Regions from separate parts of the Mus musculus genome. Here region 2 is linked to region 1. The links are chromatin loops, found by intact Hi-C in ENCODE. Cell type or tissue: gastrocnemius. All regions are shown on one strand. Links, peaks and the distances in the headings refer to the core of each region. The heading gives the core; the rest is flanking DNA. Region 1 has its middle 25 kb from the start of Gm40863. Region 2 overlaps Mboat1 (membrane bound O-acyltransferase domain containing 1).

Evidence for each region. Hi-C counts contacts between places; a loop is a spot of excess contacts. Peaks named below come from ENCODE experiments on the same cell type or tissue, not always from the same donor. Only the 100,000 strongest peaks of a DNase experiment are listed, where the experiment ranks them.
Region 2: a loop joins it to region 1, with 2.1 times the contacts of the local background. A loop is called at or near these places in 3 of 42 quality-filtered maps.

Annotation. Positions count from the first base shown.
Region 1 is chr13:30,254,668-30,265,346 of GRCm38, reverse strand. No RefSeq gene overlaps it. Among named protein-coding and RNA genes, the nearest start is that of Gm40863, 25 kb to the right of the region's middle. In gastrocnemius, for the core only: a CTCF peak has its summit at 5,217 (motif pointing right); a DNase peak (open chromatin) is centred at 5,235.
Region 2 is chr13:30,192,528-30,200,527 of GRCm38, reverse strand. Mboat1 (membrane bound O-acyltransferase domain containing 1) reads right to left here. Exons shown (of 13, transcript NM_153546.4): 2 at 5,847-5,992; 3 at 4,741-4,818. Among named protein-coding and RNA genes, the nearest start is that of Gm40869, 30 kb to the right of the region's middle. In gastrocnemius, for the core only: no CTCF peak of the experiment used is centred there; DNase peaks (open chromatin) are centred at 2,290 and 3,676; H3K27ac peaks cover 435 bases.

The sequences.
Region 1 (10,679 bases), core at 1,456-9,455:
ATTTTATAATATACAAAACATTTATATATAAATATATATATACTATATATAAAACATTTTCTATTTGAAAGTGAGTTCCACACAAAATGCCTTCCTTGCACCTAGATATTTTATTATGTTCAGACAAGTTGTTATTTTTGATAACCACAATATAATAAGCAAAATCACAGAATAAAGATTTATGTAAAAATCTAATTATAGGACTGTTACAAAATTTTCCAGTTATCCTACCATTCATTTCCCTTGATTAAAAAAAAAAACAAAAACAAAAAACCAAGTCTGTGTCCAGGATCTAAGCCAGATTACACGCTGCCCTGTCACTCTCAGTCCCCACAACCTGAAACAGCTCCTCCAGTCTCTGTAATCTTTTCTAATTGGATTTTCTGTGTGTGAGGCACAGGTCCTGTATTTGCAGAGTGCACTTACTGCTCATTGTGCTTTGTGTGTTCTCAACGTCTGATCCAGATCATGCATTGGTGGCCTGCTATCCCAGAGACTGTGTTTTATTCTTCTCTATGACTACCGAGGAAAGCCCGTGTTTATACATTGTCACTGACGGTGGCAACCCTGACCACTGATAGGGCATCTGCTAAATTCAAAGACTCAAAAAACCCAGGACCTCCTAGCAGTCCTTCCTGTTAGAGGAAAGAGAAGGTCATCAGAGCGTTCTCCTGTCCCCAAGTAAAGCTGCGTGTGGTCACATTCTGGGTGTACAAGGTCTTGACGGTGCTCGAGGAGACTAGACAGAAGGTTGACGAAGGCGTGCGCTCCAGTGACTTGTCTTTACTGAGTTACGACCTTCCCCATGATGCCCCTGGAGGGAAGCCCAGCAAGCACAGCGGTTCAGCAATCAAGGCTTGGGTGCACCAGCTATGGTGATCTCTGTCCCTGACACAGGAAAGCTGCTGCCCTGGGGCTCCCTACACTGCTCTCTGGTACTCCACCGTCTCTGCTCCTTGGCAGGTGTTCGGCTTTTATAACCCCAGGGGCAGGGGGTTGACACGATGGTAATTTACCAATTAATTTATGCCATATGAGCTTCTTCTGTCTCACATCCCCATTCTAGATCCTTCCTGGCACCGTTTCTCAAACAAAGCATTGTAACTCATCGCTGAATGTTCAGCATGGTGTCGGTGTAACAAAGAAACGCAGTTCAGAAAGTGCATGGCCTTTCTGTTTCTCGGCAGAGACTATGCCACGTTCAAAGATTACCAAAGCCAAGAGTCAATCCTAAATATACGATTCATTCAGATTAATAGGACAAGAGGAAAATTTTTATATAACTTCTGAAATGGATACAAATTTGGCACTATCAGAATGGGGCCCAAGAAGGAGGCTGAAGCTTCAGGTCCTGATACCATCATCTGCTACAAGTATGTCCACAGGAAAACCATGCCCCGGTTTAAAGAGGAAGATAAGTAGCTAGTTCCAGAAACTGGAGCTATGGCTCAGCAGCTATGGCCCTGGCCCCTGCTGTCTGTGGCAGGCAGGAGTGCTGGCTCTCCCCACACTGTCTGAGCAGCGTAGCAGGAGAGCTGAGGCAGTGCTGGAGAGCTTGTCTTAGTGACTTGGGTGCAGGAGAGCTGCCTCAGATAGTGTGAGCACTGCAGAGCTGGTGGGCTGACCAGCTCAGCTACCAACCAGGCCCAGATCCAGGGGTTGAGTTATTCCACCCCATCTATGAACTGTGGGAGTCCATGAAAGGGCTGGTCCTGCAGATCTCCATGACACATGATGACACCAAGATATCCCAGGGGAGTCCCAGTGAGGATCCAGTATTGACAGTGTAGCAGAAGCCAGAGGCCTCACATGAGACCAATGATTCACTGCAATGAACATTTGCAAGTCAATCTGTTTGGGCAAAGGGGTATATACTGTGTGACAGGCCGTGACACATCGCAGCTTCCACAGTGAGATTTTTTTAATTATTTTTTTTTCTTTTGTGAGGGAGATCTCAAGGGTAGAGTGCAGAGATGGAGAGATGAGGAGATGTGTGGGATTGGGGTGCATAATGTAAAAAAAAAAATCAATTTAAAAGTTAAAAATATAAAGCCTACCTACCACTCTTGCAGGAGACTTGAGTTAACATCCCAGCACCTGAGTAGGACAGCTCACAACCGCTTGTAAGTCCACACGATCCGACGCCCTCTTCTGGCCTCTACCACCACTGCATTCAGGTGCACATGCTCACACCGGCACACGCAGACATGCACATTTTAAAAATAATAAAAGTAACTCTCTGTAAAATACTTGGTCCCAGGCTGGAGAGGTGGTACAGAGGTCAAGAGCACTGGCTACTCTTCCAGAGGTTCTGAGTTCAAATCCCAGCAACCACATGGAATACTGAGCATCTATCCTGAGATCTGGTGTCCTCTTCTGGCCTGCAGGGATATACACATAAACAGAACAGTTGTGTGTGTGTGTGTGTGTGTGTGTGTGTGTGTGTGTGTGTGTGTGTAATAAATCTTTATTTTAAAAAACAAACTTGGTTCCTCTAATTCTAATTGTGTGGGAACCAATGAGAAGAGCGTGTGGGAAACTGAGCCAAGTTGTAAATTACAAATAAAACGTGTCTGACTCTGGAAATCAGTCTGGCGGTTCCTCAGAAAATTGGACATAGTACTACCGGAGGATCCAGCAATACCTCTCCTGGGCATATATCCAGAAGATGCCCCAACTGGTAAGAAGGACACATGCTCCACTATGTTCATAGCAGCCTTATTTATAATAGCCAGAAGCTGGAAAGAACCCAGATGCCCCTCAACAGAGGAATGGATACAGAAAATGTGGTACATTTACACAATGGAATACTACTCAGCTATTAAAAAAAATGAATTTATGAAATTCCTAGGCAAATGGATGGATCTGGAGGGCATCATCCTGAGTGAGGTAACACATTCACAAAGGAACTCACACAATATGTACTCACTGATAAGTGGATATTAGCCCAGAAACTTAGGATACCCAAGATATAAGATACAACTTGCCAAACGCATGAAATTCAAGAAGAACGAAGACCAAAGTGTGGACACTCTACCCTTTCTTAGAAATGGGAACAAAACACCCATAGAAGGAGTTACAGAGACAAAAGTTGGAGCTGTGATGAAAGGATAGACCATCTAGTGATTGCCATATGCAGGGATCCATCCCATAATCAGCTTCCAAATGCTGACACCATTGCATACACTAGCAAGATTTTGCTGAAAGGACCCAGATATAGCTGTCTCTTGTGAGACTATGCCGGGACTAGCAAACACAGAAGTGGATGCTCACAGTCAGCTATTGGATGGACCACAGGGCCCCCAATGGAGGAGCTAGAGAAAGTACCCAAGGAACTAAAGGGATCTGCAACCCTATAGGTGGAACAACAATATGAACTAACCAGTACCTGGGAGCTCTTGTCTTTAGCTGCATATGTATCAAAAGATGGCCTAGTCGGCCATCACTGCAAAGAGAGGCCCATTGGACTTGCAAACTTTATATGCCCCAGTACAGGGGAACACCAGGGCCAAAAAGGGGCAGTGGGTGGGTAGGGGATTGGGGGGGTGGGTATGGGGGACCTTTGGGATAGCATTGAAAATGTAAACGAGGAAAATACCTAATAAAAAAATAAAAAAATAAATAAAACGTGTCTGAAATGGAATGTGTGAACTGAAGTCCCCAGAATAAAAGCTGCACCTGTACTCAGAAGCCACTCTGCTGACTAGGCTAGGTAGAGCATGCAGGCTGAGCAGGGTTGGGATGTTGCAGAGACAAAATTATCTTGGGCTCTCTCTGGCCTCTGTAACAGCCCCTGTTTGCCCACGGATGCACCTGACCTTACATCCTGTGACGAGCAGATGAAACCTTTGGAAAGCTGCTCACTCCCATGAGCCCCTGTGCTAAGAATGTCATTATACACCGTCTTGGAGCCCACAGCAGATTCCCAGTCGGTCATAAGCCGCCTGCCTGATGTTCCCGTCATGCATTCGGGAAGCGCCTTCATTTATGATTGTCGTCTATCACCGAGGCCTCCCACAGTAGAACGTGCTACCTGGCCAAACGGAAACCTGATTCCAGAATGCAGTCACTCCGTTTAGCTTCACACTGCCTCTTTTATTTGCTTTGAGGCGAGAGCTGTGCTTTGCCATCAACAGAAGCTGCTCTTCTCCTTGGGGAACTGGATTGTTGGGGCAGGCAGGGGTCAGGGTGGGGTTAGAAATCTTATCCCGAGGAAGGAACAAGATGAAGTGAAGGATAACATGGCAAGACCAGTCGCCTTCTACCACTCTACGCTAATGAGCACAGCTCAGCTCACAGATTCTACCTGGGTTCTAATGTTTTGTTGAGAAACGAAGGAGACAGGAAGAGGAAGGGAGAGAGCCAAGTTAAGCCACAGCTTGGCTGAGCCTGGTGACCCCAGGCAGGAACACACGGGTGTCTGTGCTGTCATAAGTAAGCCGGATGCTATTTATTGCGGACCTCTAACAGATCACCGTAAAGATTACATTTTCCTGGAATCAGTTTCTTTCTTGGTTCAGAAATGTACCCAAGCCACCAGGACCAGCACACTGAATTGTCAGCAAAGGAACTATGAAAAGCCTGCATTTCCCTCCAGAAACCAGTCACCCAAAATGAATTACCTAGAAAACATACCGCTTTCCACAAAGTTGCAGACCCAAATAAGTGAGCTAGCACTAACAACCACAGACTGGGGAGGGCCCTCCTGGAAGGAAGAGGCTCGGAGTGGGACACAAAGTAACAAATTATAAAAGGATAAAACACAAGCAACTTGTGGCCATCTTACCTCTCCCTCTTACAGGTCAGAACAACAGAATCTCATGATGTATTTAAACTATACAATCACTGCAGAAATCTTTGAATCAGTTCCTCAAACTATCTCATTTAACCCTCACATGAGTTACTGACTCACCTAACAGGAAGGGTACAGAGAGGCTGTTCAAGTTCTCCAAGGTCACACAGCAAACTCAAAGCATAAACCTTAACCTGTAGCTGGTGCCACCTCCAGTGCGTCTGGTATTTTAGGTCTACCCACCATCCTGTTTTTATTTGTAACTAACGAAGGAAGAGGCGACTGGGGGGGGGGTCATCATTTTTTCAGCATTTCACTAGCAGTTACAGTTCAAAAGGGGCAGCAGAGAGGTTAAAGAGTGTCCAAGCCATAAAGGAACGCTGGGCTGGCAATTCAACAAGAGCCATCGAAATTACTGCAAATGGCCACAAGAGGTCGCTACTTCACACCGCTTCAGAGAAATCGCATTCAAGCAATGATTGGTAGCTGGCCTGTGCTGAGATAGGTCATAAGCAGGAGAGGTACTCTGGGATTGCTTCCTCTCAAACCTACACTGCAAGGTGTAGATTTTAAGTTAGGCTGAGGGCCAGCCAAGGGGATGGCTCAGAAGGATAGAAGTGCTTTCCTTTAAAAAAGACTTGTTTTGGGAGCTGGAGAGGTGGCTCAGGGGTCAGGAGTGTTTGCTATTCTTGCCAAAGAGCTGGATTCTGTTCCAAGCACCTGCATGGCGGCTCAAAGCTATCTCTACCTCCAGTTTCAAACCTTCTTCTGGCTTCTTGGGCAAGGTGAACACACGTGGTGCACATGCAGGCAAACATTCATATACATAAAATAAAAATATAAAGATTTACATTCTGTGTGTGTGTGTGTGTGTGTGCACACGCGCGCGCATGCACATACCTTCAGACGCCTGTAAAGGGTTTCTGATCTTCTAAAGCTAGCATTACAGATGGTTGTGAATTACATTGCATGGTGTGAGTGCTAGAAACCAATCCTCTTGAAAGAGCAGCGAGAGTTCTTATCGGTCCAACCATCTCTCCACCCCAAACCCGCAATATACAGAATTCTCCTTACCCAAGTACTCAGAACTCACACAAAGGTAGAAGGAGAGAACCGAGTCTACAGAGTTGTACTCTGATCTCCATACATACTACATGGCACATGCAAGACACCACACACACACACACACACACACACACACACACACACACACTGAAGCTTAGAAGCTAGGAAACCATTAACCATTAACCATTAAGAATCTCTCACTCCTCTTTCCCAGGCCGCTTTGTGAAAGCAAAAGCCAGTGTAGTCCCAAGTGCAGGGGAAACTGAGGCAGGAGCATTCTCGTGCCCAGGAAAGTCAAGGCAGCTGGGGCAACAGGAGCCCCTGTTTCAAATCAAAACTAAGTTTGCCACACCACTGCCCTGGGTCCGCTCTCACACACACTTGGTACTTTGAAGCACTTCCTCCTCACTCCTTGTTGTTGTTCTCCGACAGTAGCTGCTTCGGACTCACAGGAAGCTGATTCAGCAAAGTCCCAAAGGCAGCATGTCTGGGTTTAACTGCTCTCTTCTGGGAATACTATTCGCGCTTTCTGCTGTAATTGAAGACCACACTGCCGCTGTGAGTGTATGTGTCACATGCACGTTAGCCTTTAGAGCCGGCTATGGCCTTTGCTTACCGGTATGGGTGAGGGGTTACCATTAGAACCCAATTTGCATCTGGGGACATAGCTCAGTAGTGGAGTTCCCGTGGCCTGCAGGAAGCCGTGGATTCCATCCCCAGCACCGCATACACTAGCACTATAATCCCAGCACGAAGGAAGTGGAGGCAGGAGGATCAAAAGCTTAAAATCATCCTTGTCCAGGTAAGAGATCGGCCAGGCAACGTTATGTGTGTGTGTCTTTGTCTTCGTAAAGAAAGAAAGGGGTAGGGGGAAGGCCCCCAGTTTGCAAATCACTGTTTCGAGTTCTTAGAAGTGAGGTGTTTTTTTTTTTTTTCATCCAATTTTTTTATTAGATATTTTCTTCATTTATATTTCAAATGCTATCCCGGAAGTCCCTTATACCCTCCCCCCGCCGTGCTTCCCTACCCACCCACTCCCACTTCTTGGCCCTGGCGTTACCCTGTACTGGGGCTTATAAAGTTTGCAAGACCAAGGGGCATCTCTTCCCAATGATGGCCGACTAGGCCATCTTCTGCTACATATGCAGCTAGAAACACGAGCGTACTGGTTAGTTCATATTGTTGTTCCACCTATAGGGTTTTTAAAGGACGGCATTATGTTATGCAGCCCCTCAGAGTTTCCCCTTCAGCTTTGTTGACCAGTGATAAAATATGACCATGAAAATTAATTGTACATACTTTGGACCGCTGGATTCTACTAGTGTCAAAATATGTTTATAGGTTGTCAGTTTAATTTTGTTTTGATCTTTGAGAGAAAGTCGCACTGCATAACCCCAGCTGGCCTTGAATATAAGCTGAAGGTTTGCAATAGGTTATTAGTATTCTCTGCTGAGGCTCTTTTCTCTAATGTTTTTATTGAAACGATGAATTACTAATCATTCTCTCAGCACCTGGTTGGTTTGGAGGTAGTGGATTAAAAGGCCTGCTTTGCCCTGAGGGTCCATTTTCCCTGTACAAATGCACCTGCCTGTTGAGAGAGCAAATAAACAGCCCATTTCTGCTTGGGGCAACTGGATGACTCCGGGAAGCTCCGTCCCCAAGTGGTGATGGCCAGTAAGCTATAGTTAAACAGCGAAGGCTTGTGATTGACTGACCCTGCCAAAAGTCAGCACATAGTAGGCCCACTGAAGCCAGGCAGTTCTTTCAGCAACCTCTGCTTCCACTCTCTATCATGCTCACTGGAGCAGAAATGGATGGGAGATCCCTCGGCATGAGATGTCCCTACAAGCTCGGGGTGTGTCAGACTTCTGTAAAAAGAAATGTGTCTCCAAAGGCACAGACAAAAATAAAAACTAAAATAATAAAATGAAAACCTAGAAGTACGGTAAAATGCTGGCTGGCCTTGAGGCAAACGGTGCTTTAACATCTGTATTTTCTATTTTTTTTTCTAGAATTAATTTTCAATAAATGAACCATTAATCAAGTGCTCAAACATCAGGGAATTATTTCTTGAACCCATGAAAATCTCATTTACACGCTTCACGTGCTGGCCGTGGCCCCATCGCGCCTGTGCTCACTTGTTACACACACAATAACACACAAAATGAATAAAGCTAACTTTAAAAATACTCAGGAAGTTATAGAGTAACATGCAGAAAGGCTTATAATGTGGCATATCTGCCGCAAGCTGACATCCAGATTCCACATGGAGAACTGTCAGAGTGATAACCGCAGAAAACAAAGCAGAGCCAGCGAGCTGAGGGCAGGCTGAGGGGGGAGGATTGTGTTTCCTCTGTAATTTTCCCCCCACAATGATCACGTTGGCAATAAATAAATAATCAATAAATGTATGTCTGGTAAGTGCTGCTTGGTATCTTCCTTAGTTTTAATTGTCAGCATGACACAATCTAGACTCCGCTGCGAGGGGTGTCTCCGTGTCTAGATCAGCTGTTTGGCCAGTGGATCTGCATTATCTTGATTACGCGAATTGGAGTCGGAAGACCCATGCACTGTGGGCGGCGACATTCCCTAGCCAAGGGATCCTTGGCTGTATAGGAGAGAGGTGGGAATGTGAGCTGATGACTAGCGTGTGGGCATTAATTTATTGCTCTCTGCTTCTGACTGTGGATATGGTATAACCAGCTCCTTCCAGCTCCTGTTGCTGTGACTTCCTGGCCATGTGTGAATATAACCTAGGCTGGTGAGAAACTCTGTCCCCAAAAACAAGATGTTGGTGCTGAAGGAAAGGCACCTGCACATACAGGTGTGTGTATACACACACACACACACACACACATACACACAGGTACCAAGTACATATTTAAATATTGGCAAGGAAAAGCTATTTCACACCACAAGGAAAGGAAAGGGTAGTGTCATATGAACTAGAATATACAGGCACATTAAGATTCTCTGTCTGTCTGTCTGTCTGACTGTCTCTCTCTCTCTCTCTCTCTCTCTCTCTCTCGCTCTCTCTCTCTCTCTCTCTCCCCTCTCTGTCTTCTTCTGAAACAGGCTCTCAATTTTATAGCCCAAACTGACCTCAAACTCAAAGCAATTCTGCTGACTCTTACTAGAAAATCTATTCCTTTACCTAAGCATCCTAACATTGGCCTCCGCCATACCTATCCTGTCATGCCAGGTCTACACTCGGTATGTGTACCAGAGAAATGCACAAGCGTAGCTTATTACCATGGAAACTGAGAAAAGCCTACAGGTCTATAGGGGCTGAAATTTGTTCTCTCCAAACTCATGCAGAAGTCCTACTCCCAATACATGAGAATGTGGCTCTGTTTGTAGATAAGGCTGTCAAAGTGTTACATTGAGATAATTAATGTGGGCTTTAATCAATATGGCCAGCGCTCCAAGAAGTTGGAATTGCAGGGAACTCTGAGAAAGAGGAGACAGAAAAATAAATGTAAGAGCCAGGGGGGAGAGAGAACACGGAAGAAAACAAAACCCTCTAAGTCGACGTGATTGAAACTCATATGAACCTATAGAGACTGAGACAGCACTCAAGGGTCTGCACCTAGATTGTCTGCGTATATATTATGACTTCCAGGTCAGGGTTTTTATGGGATTCCTGGGCATGTAAATAAACGCAATATTCTCTGATCCATGGGCCTTCTCTTGGGCTCTTTCCTTTCTGTAGGTTTGTCCTAACTTTGATGTGATAGTTTTTGTCATATATTATTATATTTTATTTTGCTATATTTTAGTATTATCTCTTAGAAGCCTGTTCTTTTCTAATAAGGGAGAGAAAGGGAGTGGGTCCAGACTGGGAGAGGAGGGTGTTGTGGAGGAACTGGGAGGAGTAGAGGGAAGGAAAATCCTGTAGTCAGGATATTATAGGATATGAGAAAATAATCTATTTTCTACAAAAGAAATAAAGCAAAAAATAAAGTTTGTAGAACCTAAGTAAAAAGAAGTCAGAATTTATCCTATATTATTTTTAAAATAAAAATAAAATAGTGGTTAGAGGAAAACAGAAGTGCAACTAGGGTGCACGAACACTGAGAGGGACGGTCTCTGAGGACACGGGAGGAAGAATGACCACCCTGTGTAAGAGGTCTCAGAAACTAAGCTAGTTAAACCCTCTGACTCTCCCATCTTAGAGGTTTATTGTGCAACAGTTTCATGTAGCCCAAGATGGCCTCAAACTCTCTCTGTAGCTCAGGATGACCCTGAATTTTTGATCCTTCTGCTTCTGCCTCCAGAGGGCTGGGACTACAGACATGTGCCATCATGTCAGGCTTGTGTGATACTGGGGATCAAAGGCAGGGCTTGGTACATGTTAAGTGAGCACTCTACCACCCAGGCTATGTCCCCAACATGGGTTTCCTGCCTCCAGGATTGTGAGGCAATGGATGTTTGTTGCTTATGACACACAGTCTCTGGTATCTGGCAATGGCAGTCCTTGATAAGGCAAAAATGAACAAAAAACTCACCTATGATTGCATAAAAAAATGACACAACATTTCTTCAACAGAACCAGTAGCTACAGGAAGCCATAGATAAAATGTGACCTAAGCAATAGGAAGTCCAGCATATGCCAAACTCTCAGAAACGTAGATTCAGCTCACTGGTCTTAATGTCACTCAAACCCTAGTCACTCGAACAAAAAGCAAAATTCAGCCCAAGTGCTGGGGAGAGAAGGACTCTAAGGGGAAAGACACCAACGGCTTGTTGCCAGTGGCTTGTCACCGGGGCCATCTGTACTGCCCATTTCAGTCTCTAAATGTCACAAAGGTCACATCCCCAA
Region 2 (8,000 bases), core at 1-8,000, 63 kb after region 1:
AAAATGTTCTGCAATAAAAGGAAGAAGGAAGGAAGGAGGGAGAGAGGGGGAGAGGGATAGGGGGAGCGAGAGAGGGAGGAAGAGGGGGGAAGAAGAGAAGAGAAGAGAAGAGAAGAGAAGAGAAGAGAAGAGAAGAGAAGAGAAGAGAAGAGAAGAGAAGAGAAGAGACTGAGTGCCATGTCAGTCCTCAAAAATGTTCAGATTGCAAAATATTCCCAACCTTTTACTCTGAGAGTCAACATTGAGCTCTATGTTCATGGTCTAAAAACCTTAAAGCCTTCAAAACTGAAAGCACTTCTTTCCAAAACACACTAGATAAAGAATAGTCCGCTGACTCCATACAAAAGGCTCTCCTTACCTTGGACCCATCCCAAATCCCCCCTAAGCATGAAGACAGTCAACAAAGACAATGCCCAAGAACAAATGCCCTGAGCAACTAGAGCAGGACGAGCGGGAGGAAGCCTCATTGCCCCTGGCTTCCATTCCCCTCCATTCTAGAAAGTTCATGGGCATCAGACAGAAATACAAAGCACATTCTTCAGGCAATAGACTCTTGTAGAACCAGGTCAACTGTAGCCACGCCTGTCTCTTCCCTGGCTTACAGGGTAAACAGATTCAGTGCAGTGGTTGTAATTAAACCACAGCTGTCAAAAACAGGGATAAGAATTGAATCCTAACAAACCAGGGCAGGGCATTCTTGCCCTGGCTAGACCTGAATCGTCTGTGGTGCAGAAAAGACATATTGTGAACACAAATAATAAGAATGCAAACCCCGGCACTCATAAAAATAATCTGTGGTATGAGAAACTGGCAGGGTGGTTATTTTTGTAAAAAGAAGTGTGACAGAGATTGGGACAGGACAGTTGGTAGTGTTCTCATGTTGACCTGGCTGGGTGTGTACGTGTATATATATATATTCTACCTGCACTTCTTTACATAAGCATTCATTTCCTCAATTCAAACAATAAAATAAAATCTCTATCCTACACACTTGTTTTAGAAGGACTGTGTTAACAATGAAATCAAACATCAACTGATACATTAATCACTATGTACCGAGGATAATGCAGCACACTGAAAAGAGCTTAGCATGGGATGTAGCACAAAGCAAGGGCTCCAGAATCAATTAACTACATCACCAGCACCCAAGGCCCGCATTCTGGAAGATACAAACAAGATCTGCTTAAGCTGGTCCCAGAAGAGCAAGCTGACACCTGTGTTTCCTGCCTAGTACTGTAACTTGGGAGGAAAACAGAGGTTATACCCTGAGAACTCTCTCAAAATACCCTGAGCAACAGCTAGGCCAGAAATGGGCTCATTGAAGACAGCAGTCAACACTCCCTCTCCTATTTCTTCTCAACCACAAAATAGACCTCTCAGCACTGGACATGAAAAGAAGAATGACTCAGATAGGATCATAAGCGCAGAGTCTTCAGACTCCTCATCCAAGGGAACTGGGAAGATGGCTCAGTGTGGCAAGCATAAGGACCCGAGTTCCAAACCCCAGCACCCATGGAAAAAGCTGGTCACAGCCGTCCTTGACAGTAACCCTAGCAGTTGCAGGCAGAGACAGACAGATCCTGGAAGCCTGCTGGAAGGAGAGCCTAGACAAAAAACAGTGACCTCCCAGTTTCAGTGAGAGACACTGTCTCGAGGCAATGAGGTGTCTCGCACCAGAGGAAGATATCTGATATTCTGCTCTGGTCCATGCATGCATGCAGCCATGCATGCATGCATGTACACTTGTGCATGTACCACACACACACACACACACTCAGAGTTATCTATAATCAACCAGAAATAATCACAAGCTGTTTTTAATTATAAAGAAAAGAAGGAACACCATCCACACTTTTACAAACTCCACCCCTTGTGGGAATAAGGGGAATGCTAATCCACAGGGAGGCTCCCCCATCTACCCAGATCTCACATTTCCTAACCCCAACCTCTTGTTCTCTCCCTGGAACTCAGAGGAAACAACTTTGGGACACATTTTAGAGCTACATGGAGTTCTTCCTTTGGGAACTGGACCACTCCCTACTTCTGCAAACTGGCAACCATTCAATCAAACAGAAAGAGGAAGAACGGGTTTGGGCATCTCCCATTTCACTCTCATGCAGAATGTTCTGCTACCACAACACGGCTGTGGTGAAAGTCGCTGTCTGGACGGCTCAGCTCCACCTTAGTTAGAATGTCCCATTCCCAGGCTCTGGAATGGAATATGGAAACCTAGGCCCGCTGTGGAACAAGGGCTCACATGACCCTTTAAAAGCCAGAGTGCGCCCTACCAGTGTCATGTAAGTATGAGGAAGTGCTTACAGATTATGGTGGGTAGGTAACTGGCAAAGTGCCACCCCTAACCAAGATGCTGTTTGCAGTTGATGACTGGTGGGAGACTCCGGTGTACCAACCACATCCGTGGGGCGGCAGGCTGTGTGCTCGGGAATACCGGTAATAGCTAACACAAAACACAATCCATGTGGCCTTCTGGCCGTTTGGCTTTGGCTTTGTTTTGTTCTGTTCCTGCTTGGTTTGACTGTTTAAGAGAAAGACTATGAAGGAAGGAGGAGGGAGCGGAGATCTGGGAGGAGCTGGGGAAGGGGAACAATATGACCAAAGCATGCTGCATCAAAATGTTTAGAAATAAAAAAACAGTAAAAGAGAAAGATGTGACAATGGAAAAAGGAAAAGGAAAAATGTGCTATAAAATGCAATATTATCATTAGTCATTTAAAAGCATGTCTAAGAAAAGACAAGCACTCAGGCACTCGGGCACACACACACACACACAGTCACCACAACATGACTCTTCTTAAGGCTCTTATAAGCATTATACATATGGTGTAAAGAAATCATCTTCCTTCTCAAATTAGAAAAATGGACTTCCTGATGTTCCTCCAGAAAGAATGGTGCTATCTTCTCGTGGAGAGGCTCCGAGGAGAGGGAGATTAAAAGTCACTCCCAGGGCTCATTTGAATACAAAGTTGGAAGACTAATGAAGTGTAAAAGTCTATTAAAAAAAAGAAGACTTTCCTTCAAAACAAAATTATATTGAAAAGTTACATAAATGTGTTTTTAACATGTGTGGTGCTCACTAATCAAGTGGCCTCCAAAAACCAGAAAAGCCCACCTTTTCTCTCTCTCTCTCTCTCTCTCTCTCTCTCTCTCTCTCTCTCTCTCTCTCCCTCTCCCTCCCTCCCTCCCTCCCTCCCTCCCTCCCTCCCTCCGTCTCCCCCTCCATCCCTCTGTTCCTCACCACCCCATCTTTTGACAGGGACTCTCTACATAGCCCTGGCTGTCTTGGAATGCATCATGTAGAGCATACTGGCCTCCAACTCACAGAAATCCTCCTGCTTCTGCCTCCCCAGAGCCAGGACTAAAGGCCTATGCCAATACGCATGGCCTGAAAGTATCTTTTCAAAGCACCCCAGCCATCTCTTCCATAAATATTTACTGAGCCTTCAGTCTTGCCTGTGCCAAGAGTCTTTCTAAACACTGAAAATGCATCATAAGCAAAAGATAAAAGTCTTTATATTTTCAAAATACACTAGAGGCTGAAGTGGCGGCTCAGCAACTAAGATTTCTTGCTGCTCTGACTGAAGACCCAGGTGCGATTCCCAGAATCTACATCATGGGGCTTGTTACCTCCTGTAGCCCCGGTCCCAGGGGATCCAGTGCCCTCCTCCGGCATCTGTATACACACGGGACACATAAACTCACACAGGCACACACATAATACAAATAAAACAAATCCTTCAGGGGTTACTTCATTTTTAATTGTGTGTGCACGTGAATGCAGGTGCCCATGGAAGCCAGAAGAGGAAGCCGGGTTCTCTGAAACTCGAGTCACAGGCAGGTGTGAGCACCACACATGGACAATAGGGACTGAACTTGCGTGAACCTTCTCTCCAGCCCTCCCAAGTACATTTCTTTTAAATAAAGGAAACTTGAAAAAGCAATAATGTTCTAGGGTCCACAAAAGGCAAAATCAACACTGAGATTTCAGACAGACCACAGGAAAGACGGACACTGTAAAAATAAACACACACACCACCAGTCTATCTTCTGATCATGGGATCCTGCAGACTTCAAGGAAGAGCTAAACTATTTCTGTGCCTTAAAAGCAAACATCACAGCAAAACGTTGCTCTTTCTTGCTGAAGAGTTTTCCTTATGTTATACATTTACGTATTCAAAGAACGCAAGTAATGAGCTCTGATATGCGCTAACACTCAGAAAATGGCACCCAAACTTGAGACTGCGCTTTGCCTCACATCACCCCTGCACGCTTCTTTTCCCATGTCCCAGCATCACCCCACGCCAAGTAACTTCTGATCCTCTTACCACCACAGATTACCTTGTATTTTCTAAAACACAATATGGGTGGTTTCCTTCATTCAACACATTCATTTTGAGGTGCACACATGACATCCTGTACCTCTGCTGGGCACTCCTTTCTACAGCTGCATTGTAGTCTAGTGCGGTGACCATCTAAGCTGGACCCAGCTAGAGGCTGCCTAATACAGATAAACCCTCTTTCAACTGAATCCCACTTTGTATCTTTTTTTACATAAAGATGTTTATCTTTTTCCCTCATCCTTTTCCCTGAAGATTCCTATCCTCCCGGTTCTCTTCTATCCTGGAGACTCTTAGACACATCACTTAAGGGAACAAGCGGAATACATTTCCCCCAGAAGATTCCAAAATTCTTCCCGTACACTGCTCTATCCCAGGATCTTACCTGTGAATATTGGATACACTTGCAGTGACCATGACCCCATAACACATCAACACCAGCACAAAGAGATGTACAGCATACCTTTAAGATATAAAAAAAAAAGGGGGGGGAGGAAAGATGCTAAAACATAATGATGTACCTACTGGATACCCCACTCCCACCCACCCATTCCAAGGAGTAAGCAATTAGTTAATTCACGAGAGAACATAAGTCAAATTATTGTTCTACGGAATCAAAACACTGTATCTCAAAAAAAAAAAAAAAAAAAAAAAAGACACCAGGAAACCTGGACACAGTTTACAGTTGCAGCCCTAGGAATGTCTGGAATCAGTAAGTGGGAATGTTTACAGCTGGTTTACATCCATATAAAATTGAAAGCCCAAAGAGATTTCTTTTGTGTGGATTTTCTGTTTTTAAGTCTCAAAGCTATTTTTCTAAGTTTCAAAGTACCAGTACCAAAATCCCACTCCCTATATTCCAGGGCTTTGTCACACCGTGGCTGATTCGAAATGTGCATCTTTTCCCAGTGGTTTGTGAAAGTATTGTGGGACCTTCACCAAATTCACAATTTCCTTGAAGAGTCACGTCTAGAAATGTTATTGTCTAAAGAGTGTACCCTAAGGAGTGTCACTGCCTAGGTATTTGCAATCTCCCGGTGTTAGCAGGTTTCCACACTAAGCTAAATCTCACATCTGTTAGAAAATGACGCATAGCCCTGATACCTGCCCTGAAACCTTTGGACTAACACCAAGTCTCCAACAGGAAGACAAGAAACACACCATCTGCAAACATTAGGGAGGGTCTCTGTTGGGAAGAGTTAAACCTTACAGCATTCCATCTATATGACTCAAGGAGGTCTGTAGAGATCTAATCTTAAGAAGGGAAAAAAAAAAAGACTTTCAACAGGTAGCCTCATTGTTGGCTCCAGTCCTTAACATGAGTGAAGGCTCCCACAACATCCCCATTAGTTTACACTAAGATTTTTACGACATTCACAATCTCACCAATCTTTTCAATGCATGAGGTATTTTACAATGTCATATATTTCTTACCAAGAGTTACAAAACATCCAAGCAATAAACATTAGAATTTAGGAGGTGTATACTCACCAACCAAAACAAAACACAACAAAATAGATGCCCAAAATGGTGGCCAAGGTGTGCCGGACCTCAGGGCTGGCTTTACCAGGATGTAAGTAGATTCTGAACCAGAAAGCAGCAGACAAGGCAAAGAGCTGGCAAGCCACAAAGTTAACCTGGGGAGACAGGGAAGAAAGACTTTCTCAGTGTTTTGCCTATGTGTGAATCTGCTTTTGGTTTTTCAGGTATCTATACCCAAGATGCATCTGAAGGTTAGGCTTTTCCCCTCTCAGCTGAGTGTCTGCTTGGAGGAGGGATGAGCAACGGAAGGACAATGCAGCCTTCACATGGTATAAAAAGCCCAGTGGAGCAGAGGCTGGGAGGTTAACGATACTTATTGCTCAGTTCCCCCTCCCCCCTCCCCCCCCCCCACACACACACAGGTAGAGAGACGGAGGCTCTGAATCATCAGAAACTCCATTGCAAGGGATCTGACAGTCTCTTCTGGCCTCCTTGGGTGCCAGACATGCAGTCAAAGCACACACACACAAATAGATAGATAGATAGATAGATAGATAGATAGATAGATAGATAGATAGATAGATAGATAGATGAATAAAATTTGAAATGAAGTGATAAACTCAGGGGTCCCTTCTCCAGCCCCTCCAACCCTTCAAATGCTCTCCTTTCCACAGCAGGACATGTCTAAGGCAGCAGTTCTAACCTTCCTAATGCTGCAACACTTTAATACAGTTCCTCGTGCTCTTGTGACACCTAACCATAAAATTACCTCGCTGCTACTTCATAACTGTAATTTTGCTACTGTTACGAATCACAATATAAATAAATATCGGATATGTAGACAACCTCTATGGAAGTTGAGACCCACTGGTCTAAGAAGACAGGAAGTCTGCTGACTGGTTGTTTAGTTTTTGTTCCCCCCCCCCCCGCCCCCACCCAGGGGCAGTTCTGTAAAAGGAAGAGTATATTATCCGCTATGCCCTTGTTCTGTGGTTTAAATGTAAAGCGCCCCCTACAGGCTGACGTGTTGGAACATTAGATTCCACAGTGCTATTTTTTGAAGGTTGTTGTATCTTTAAGAGGTGGAGCCTCACTGGAGGAGGAAGTATGTCACGAGGGTGGTAAGCCCCACTTCCTATCTGCCCTCTGCTTCCTTACTATGGATATAGTATGACCTTTCTTCCCACCATGCCTTTTTCCCATGGTGGATGGGATCCCACACACCATGTGCCAACTTCCTCCCTAAGTTGTCAAGCTTCTGGCCACAACAGCAAGAATAGTTAACTAATATGCTTTTTCTTCTGAAAACTTAAAAATCCAAGGTTATGCCAAAGTGATCAAGTGTTTTATAACCCCACTTTACTTATTTTAAATCAGCACAATGTCTGCAAGTTCAAGATGTGACTCTGGATATCCATAAGAGATACAACCCACATTAAACTTCCCAGTGTCAATCATGGCCGGCTCTAAAAGACAGCAAACTCCCTCTGACCCAAGTCTCAGTGATCAATCTCCAAGGAGTATTTTTTGTAAGAGGTGTGGGCCTGGCTGGATTAGCAGTAGGGCAGTCGTCTTGTGTGTATGAGGTCCTAGACTTGGTCCCCAGCACTGGCAATGAGGCAAATGAGATTAAGGCAGACAGGAAGAGGAGGAACAAGAGGAAGACAAACCAGAGACAGAAGAAGAGATGGAGGAGTTTACCTAAAACATTAAAACCTGGGTATGGTAGTTGACACCTAAAACCTCAGCGCTCGAGGGTCAAAGCAGGAGGATCAGGAATTCAAGGTCATCACCCCTCGCTGCATATATGAGATCAAGGACAGCCTAGGCTCTCTATGCAAGCCAAGGGGGAAAAAAAAAGAGAGAGAAAAAGAGAAAAAACATTTTTTAAAAATTCCTCAAAACCCATGGGAAAAATCAGCTAATTTTTGAAAAAAAGCACTAACGTTTATCTTTGCAGTTTAAACTTAAGGCAAATCAAATTCCAAACATGTTGAGTGGTTTGACCATTATCAAAAGCTGGAAAAGTCATGTAAACTCTTCAAAGTATTTAGGATGAAAATCAGTACCAAGGCACTTTTAGAAAGCAAAGAGTTAAAAAAAAAATCTTAAGTCATGAATAAAACCACAGGATTTCATCAGCACTTTCCCAAGCCTCAAAGA